Linked DNA regions of Homo sapiens: region 2 is linked to region 1. Evidence: read pairs that join two places in POLR2A ChIA-PET (ENCODE). Cell type or tissue: OCI-LY7. All regions are shown on one strand.

Region 1 (4,000 bases):
AGGCTCTTTAACAACTGAGTGTGCCAGAGTTGTTCCGCCCCATGGTGCCACCTTGGGCCCAGCTCAGCTCCTTCCTTGCAGTGTCCCAGAGAGTTCTTCTTCTCTCTACCTCAGTGGAGGGCATCAGAGCCATTTTCATTCAGGACCCTGGTCTGATGACATTCCCAGGAGTGACTGGTCCTTACAGAGCCTCTGCCGGGTCCTGGGCAGTGGTGAGTTGGGAGCCAGCTCACACCTACACATAAGAGCTGATTGCTAAATTTTAGGAATTTTATGAGCCGGTTGTTAAACACAACCATTATAAAAAATTCTGAGGCCAGGAGCGATGGCTCATGCGTGTAATCCCAGCACTTTGGGAGGCCAAGGCAGGCAGATCCCCTGAGGTCGGGAGTTCGAGACTAGCCTGGCCAACATGGTGAAACCCCATCTCTACTAAAAATACAAAAATTAGCTGGGTGTGGTGGCCCATGCCTGTAATCCCAGCTACTCGGGAGTCTGAGGCAGGAGAATTGCTGGAACCCAGGAGGCGGAGGTTGCAGTGAGCCGAGGTTGTGCCATTGTACTCCAGCCTGGGGGACAAGAGTAAAACTCCGTCTCAAAAAAAAAAATTTTTTTTGAGTGTATACATTCATCATTAAGTAAATTATATATATATAGTTTGTTTGTTTGTTTGTTTTTTGAGATGGAGTCTCACTCTTTTGCCCAGGCTGGAGTGAAATGGTACAATCTTAGCTCACTGCAACCACCGCCCCCTGGTTTCAAGTGATTCTCCTGCCTCAGCCCCCTCAGTAGCTGGAATTACAGGTGCCTGCCACCACGCCCAGCTAATTTTTGTATTTTTAGTAGAGACGGGGTTTTACCATGTTGGCCAGGCTGGTCTCAAACTCCTGACCTCAGGTGATCCACCTGCCTCAGCCTCCCAAAGTGCTGGGATTACAGGCATGAGCCACCGCGCCTGGCTGCTATTATATATTTTTGAGATGGAGTTTCACTCTTGTTGCTCAGGCTGGAATGCAGTGGCGTGATCTCTGCTCACTGCAACCTCCACCTCCTGGGTTCAAGTGATTCTCCTGCCTCAGCCTCTGGGATTACAGTAGCTGGGATTACAGGTGCCTGCCACCACACCTGGCTAATTTTTTGTATTTTAGTAGAGATGGGGTTTCACTATGTTGGCCAGGCTGGTCTTGAACTGCTGACCTCAGGTGGTCCACCTGCCTCAGCCTCTCAAAGTGCTGGAATTACAATTATGAGCCACTGTGACTGGCCATAAATTTTATACATATATATGTGTGTATATATATATATAATAATTTTTTTTTTGAGATGGAGTTTTGGCTCTTGTTGCTCAGGCTGGAGTGCAATGGCATGATCTCGGCTCACTACAACCTCTGCCTCCCACGCACGTTCAAGCGATTCTCATGCCTCAGCCTCCCGAGTAGCTGGGACTACAGGCGTGCACCACTACTCCCGGCTAATTTTTGTATTTTTAGTAGAGACGGGGTTTCACCATGTGGGCCAGGCTGGTCTCAAACTCCTGACCTCAGGTGATCTGCCCACCTCAGCCTCCCAAAGTGCTGGGATTACAGGCGTGAGCCACCATGCCCAGCCTGTAAATTATATTTTATAAAGTAATAAATACTCAATTTTTTTCCTAATTATTTTATTCTATTATTACCTGTGCTTTTGTGGTTATTTGCTGCTTTGTGTGTGTGTGCGTTGGGGAGTGTATTAGTTCTTTTTCATACTGCTATTTTCATACTGCTATGAAGAAATACCTGAGACTAGGTAATTTGTAAAGAAAAAGAGATTTAATGGACTCACAGTTCCACATGGCTGGGGAGGTCTCACAATCATGGTAGAAGGCGAAGGAGGAGCAAAGGCACATTTTACATGGTGGCAGGCGAGAGAGCCTGTGTAAGGGAACTGTCCTTTATAAAACCTTCAGGTCTTGGGAGACTTATTCACTATCATGAGAACAGCATGGGGAAAACCTGCCCCTGTGATTCAATTACCTCCCACCACGTCCCTCCCATGACATGCAGGGATTATGGGAGCTACAATTCAAGATGAGATTTGGGTGGGGACGCAGCCAAACCATATCAAGGGGTGTGAGTGTGGGTGTGGGTGTGTGTGTAATGTACGTAGTGGTGTGCTACTGCATATCTCAACTCCATTCAGTGATGTCACATTGGCAGCTTGAAATTGGCCAGAGTGAGAGTATTTATATCACAGAAATTGGCAAACACTGCAAATCAGAATCTTTTCCCCTGAAGAGCCTGTTTACCAGCACACCACTGGGAATCCAGCAATGAGCAACTCAGTCCCTCCCTTTGAACTTACATTTTGGTGTGATGGCGCTCCAGGACTGATCTTAGTGTCCTCATTGCTGAGGGGCAGCTGCTGGGCAGGGCCTGCTTTGGTGATAGAGGTTGTAAATTGCCCTCAAATCACAGGAGCTCTCCATTCCAGCAAGTGAGTTGTTACCATGCACCAGGAAGAGAGGAAATGGGACAAGGAGGAAATTCAGTTAATTGAGAGCTGACTTTGCCATTGAGTAACCCTATTCAGGATGACTCAGGCATCTGGGAGGAAAAGCAGCAGTGGTGTCTGAGGACAGACCGTGGACAAATTAAGTAGCTTGGGGCTTGTGGAGTTGTGATGTCCAGGACATGGGTGGCTAGAGCTGACATAGGCAACAGTGGGCATGACCTGTCCATATGGATTCAGGACCTGCATGAGAGAGTAGAGGCAGACGGTTGCTCTTGTACATCCTGTGATCTCTGGTTGGAAGATGGACATGTGCACATGTTACATACAGTGGAGGGATGTGCGGAGTGTAGCAGGGGAATGGGGTAGGGAGAGGGGAACAATTCATGCCTCTGAACCTTTGCACATGCTGCTCCTTCTACCCAGGGGAGTTAATGTGTGTTTTCTCCACCCAGAAGGAATGGCATGTGCAAAGGCTCAGAGGCATGAATTATTGAGAGTTCAGTCTGGCTCTGGTGTCAGGTGAATCAAAAGTCTGCAGGGCTTGAAACAGAGTAGGGGAAGCATTGAACCTTCCTCAAGTCAGGAGGCACAGCATCATCTGGGTGCCAGCAAAGGAAATCTGACAAACCTCACCTGTCAGGGGCCTTGTGCTGTGTGGATCACCCTGCTTCCCTAAAAATCTTTGAGGTTTCTTGGTAGTTTCCTGCTGTCCCTGAAGCTTGCTGGTCTTCCAGCCCCTGCATCTGTGGCTGGTGGATTCTCAAAAAAAATCCATGTTAATATCAAGCACAAAACTTAATTGGGAAGAGGGGTCTCCTGTTCTCCCCCCATTGCTAATTGATACCAGAAAAGCTGCTTCTGTCCTTCATTTAGGCAGATAATTGAGAACTTGTTTGCTTAAAGGCAACTGATTTTGACTTTATGCCTATAGGTGCCAGATATTTTTCATGCATCAATTCATTTAATTTCCATGCCGATCCTGCAAGTACGTCCTATTTTCCGATCTTATCGATGAGGAAATTGAGTCTCAGAGACTTATCCAAGGGCACTGTGTTTGTAAGTGGCAGGATTTGAACCCGGCAGGCCCTGAGATCTTTCTGCAGTCCCGTGCTCCCCTCCTTTATGCGGTTTTCCTTTTCCCTTTGAGGAGGGGAGGGAGAGATTCATCACATGCCTGGAATCTCAGCACACTTTGCCTTTCTTAGTTCGGAGTTAATGTATGTTTTTTTAATTCAGTGTTGGCAAGGCCCAGTCTGGTCATAGCTGGGTTTGTTACCTTGTGGCTCAGGGGCAAGGATGAGAATAGAATTCTGGTACCCACACGGGCTCCCTAGGCCTGGTGTCAGGAAAGAGCTAATACTAATGGCTCATAATTGCAGAGTGGCAGGCACCTTGGTAGTGCATGGCTCGTGGGAGCTTTCTCAGTTCTCAGCTACTCCAAGAGGTGGGGTGCATCATTATCTCTGTTTTGCCTCCATTGAACTTGCCCAGGGTTGAGCAACCAAGAGTT
Region 2 (4,000 bases), 400 kb before region 1:
CCATCTCTACTAAAAAAACAAAAATTAGCCAGGCATGGTGGCACATGGCTGTAGTCCCACCTACTTGGGAGGTTGAGGCATGTGAGTCGTTTGAACCGGGGAGGTGGAGGTTGCAGTGAGCCAAGGTCATGTCACTGCACTCCAGCCTGGGCAACAGAGGGAGTGAGACTCTATCTCAAATAAATAAATAAATAAATAAATAAATAAATAAAAAGGAAAAAAAGAAAAAGAAACAAAAAGCTTAAGAGAACTTAAAAGCTCAGAGCTTGTATAATTCACACCTTCTGCAGAGTCTGAGCACTTCAGATCATGTAATCTGAAGATTCTATGATTAATTTCAGGAAGGTGCTGAGCATGTGGGTGGGGAAGGCAGGGGGACAGGTCTGGGTGCATAAGTATCACCCTGCCTCTCATGTCAACTTCCCAAGGGCTGGGTACAGAAGAGGCATCAGGAAGTATTTACAGAAAGACTGTTTGGGCAAGAAAGGACAGGTGTCTTAGTCTGTTTTCTGTTTCTTATAACAGAATACCTGAATCTGGATAATTTACAAAGAAAGGAATTTATTTCTTACAGTTATGGAGGCTGAGACGTCCATTGCCAAGGGGCTGCATCTGGTGAGGTCCTTCTTGCTGCTGATGACTCTCTGCAGAGTCCCATAGTGGTGCAGGACATCAGCTGGTGAAGAAGCTGAGTGCTCACAGGCTAGCTCAGCCCTCTCTTGCTTTTCTTATAAAGCCACCAGTTCCTCTCCCATGATCACTTAATGGATCAATTGATGGGTTACCTATTAACCCATTAATTCACTAATCCATGACTGGATTAACCCATTCATAAGGGCAGAGCCCTCATGACCCAATCACCTCTTAAGGGCCCCACCTCTCAGTACAGCCACATTGGGGATTAAATTTCAACATGAGTTTTGGAAGAGACAAATATTCAAACCATAGCAACAGGCCTGGCTTGTGGGTGGAGATGGGGGTTAGGGGTGGTTCTGAGTCAGGTTTGAACGGGAAAAGCTGGGAGGAAACAGTCAAGTGCATTTGCAGGGAAGCCCACACAAAGTTTCAGATAAAAGTTTGAGCATTTGAGTTGGTATTTGTTGGCATGCAACTAAGTGGGACTACAGGTCCAGTTCCATGACTGCTATGAAGCCAGGGTAAAACAAGAATTGGGTTGGCCAACTTTTTCTATAAACAGCCAGAGAGTAAATATTTTAGATATTATGGAGCGAGACATGTATTAAAATCTTTTGGCACAGATGCAGTGTCATTGCCTAATAAGCACAATGTCTTGCTATCTAACTGGATAACAAAATAATGCACACTTCGCTGGGCCTTAAAAATGTGACACTCCACCATTGATGGATAAATAGATAAACAAAATGTGGTATATGCATACATAGAATATTATTCAGCCTTAAAAAGGAAGGAATGGCTGGAAGCAGTGGCCAACACTTCAGGAGGCTGAGGCGGGTGGATCACATGAGGCCAGGAGTTTGACACCAGCCTGGCCAACATGGTGAAACCCCATCTCTACTAAAAAAAAAGACAGAAAATTAGCTGGGTGTGGTGTCACACACCTGTAACCCCAGCTACTTCGGAGGCTGAGGCACGAGAATCGTATGAACCTGGCAGGCGGAGGTTGCAGTGAGCCGAGATTGTGTCATTGCACTCCAGCCTGGGGGGCAGAGCGAGACTCTATCTCAAAAAAAAAAAAAAAAGAAAGGAAGGAAGGGAATTCTGACACATGGTATGATGTAGATGAACCTTGAGGACATCATGCTCAATGAAATAAGCCAGTCACCAAAGGATAGATATCATAGAATTCTACTTCTATGAGGTACTTAGACTAGTCAAAATCATAGAGACAGAAAGTAGGGTGAAATAAAATTTACTGGAGGCCATTGTTTTGGACTAAGCTCCTGTACTAGACCCCAGAGTGGAGTCACTCATGTTAGGTGCCACGTAATCAAACTGACCCTTAAAACAGTCAGCTTTAAAAAAAACAAACAGATTTACAGCAACCAGCAGAGAAGGTCCCAGTCAACCTGAGCTGATGTGATAAGGAAGTCCCCTCTGCTTTCATCCTACAAGAAAAGTAACTTTGAAATGCCCAGTCTACTCTTTGTTCCTTGTTTCTGTTCCCCTTCTGCCACTTTGTGCCCCCAAAGACAACCCCCTCTTCTCATTGGGATGTCTTTTTCTATTTCATCAATGGGATGCTGCCTAATTAATGAATCAATAATAAAAGCCAATGAGTCAACTCAATTCATTGAAATGTTATTTTTTGACAGTGGAATGGTAGTTGCCTGGGGCTGGAGGAGAGGGGAGAATGGGGAGTTCTTGTTTAATGGGTAAAGGGTTTCAGTTTTTCAAAATGAAAAGAGTTCTGGAGACGGATGGCATTGATGGTTGCACAATGACGTGAATGTACCGAACGCTGCTGAGCTATCTAGTTAAAAATAGAGAAGATGGTAAATTTTATGTTGCGTGTATTTTGCCACATGATTATCATGTATTTTTAAAAAGTACAACATTGGAAGTCCACTCTTCTTGTTTTGACATGACGTGTATGCACTGGTTATAAAAAAAGAAAATACTGCCCCACAGCGATGTGCATGCTGTCGACTTGGAGCTGTGGCATGTGGTTCGTAGTGTGCTGAGCAGCCACACAAAGAGATGAGAGCAGTGACTCTCGGTGCCTACTACTGAGCTCTGCCATTGTAGCAGGAAAGCAGCCCAGATAAATGTAACACACGGGCCTGGCTGTGTCCCCATAAAACTTTATTTGTGGACACTAAAACTGAATTTCATTTAATTTTCATGAGAATGTCACAAGATTTTCTTCTTTCAGTTTTTTTTCTCCAACCATTAAAAAAAAATGTAAAAACCATTCTTAGTTCATTCACGGTAGTTGCCGACCCCTGGTCTAAAACATCACATTTCTTGATCATTTGGCCAATTTTTTTTTTCTGAGAATTGACTGTAATTCTATTTAGTAGGAAGGCTCTTTGGAAGGGGTGATATTTGAAGGGAGACTCAAAGGAGGAGGAGAAGAAAGCAGCTTGAAAAGCCAAGAAACCAATATTCCAGGCAGAGGGAAGAGTAAGACAAAAGTGTTTATGCCAGAATGAATCTACCAAACTCAAACTCAGGGACATTCTATAAAATAACTTGCCTGGATTCCAAAAATGACAAAGTCATGAAACAGACAACTGAGGAACTGTTCCACATTAAAAGAAACTACAGAGACATAATGATTGGAGGCAATATATGATATTGGATTTACTTTTGCTAAAACGGGCACCATGTTGACAATTGGTGAGATCCCAAGGAGATCTGTGGATTAGATAGTAGTATTGTATCAGTGTTAATTCCTGACTTTGATTCTTGTACTTTGGTTATCTAAGATAATTCCATACTTTTAGGAAATATACACTCAAGTATTTATGGTAAAGAATATCATGCCTGCAATTTGCCACTAAGTGGTTCAGAAAAATATATACATATGTAGTATAAAAGTATAAAACTATTATATATGCACATGTGTGTATATATACACACATATACGTATGTATGCATACATATGTACATATATCCATATGTATGTGTATGTATGTACATATATCCATATGTGTATATATACACACACAGATACATACATGTGTGAGTGTATATATATATATTTTGGGAAGAGAGAGAGAAACAGAGAGAGAGGGAGAGGGAGAATCCTAGTGTAGTAAGATGATATTTGGGGAATCTAGGTGATGTGGATGATGGGTAGGGTATCTGGGAATTCTTTGTATTATTGTTGCAGTTTTTCTGTAAGTCTGAAATTATGTCAATAGAAAAGATTAAAACAAAGTATAGGATTGATCATTCTATTTTATATGTCTCTTGATCAATATTGAGAAAAAGCCTTCTAAAAAAAGATGGTACTACTTATCTTCTCACCAATGGCAAATGAGAGTGTTTGTTTCTCTATATCTATGCCAATACT

What was found. ChIA-PET counts read pairs that join two places held together with the same protein. Peaks named below come from ENCODE experiments on the same cell type or tissue, not always from the same donor. Only the 100,000 strongest peaks of a DNase experiment are listed, where the experiment ranks them.
Region 2: POLR2A ChIA-PET joins it to region 1 with 6 read pairs; 2 of 35 experiments call an interaction of 5 or more read pairs at or near these places.

What each region holds. Positions count from the first base shown.
Region 1 is chr1:17,542,987-17,546,986 of GRCh38, forward strand. The region is part of intron 1 of ARHGEF10L (Rho guanine nucleotide exchange factor 10 like); the gene reads left to right. Among named protein-coding and RNA genes, the nearest start is that of ARHGEF10L, 5.3 kb to the left of the region's middle. In OCI-LY7, no CTCF peak of the experiment used is centred here; no DNase peak of the experiment used is centred here.
Region 2 is chr1:17,139,451-17,143,450 of GRCh38, forward strand. No RefSeq gene overlaps it. Among named protein-coding and RNA genes, the nearest start is that of PADI2, 22 kb to the left of the region's middle. In OCI-LY7, no CTCF peak of the experiment used is centred here; a DNase peak (open chromatin) is centred at 2,081; H3K4me3 peaks cover 843 bases; H3K27ac peaks cover 592 bases.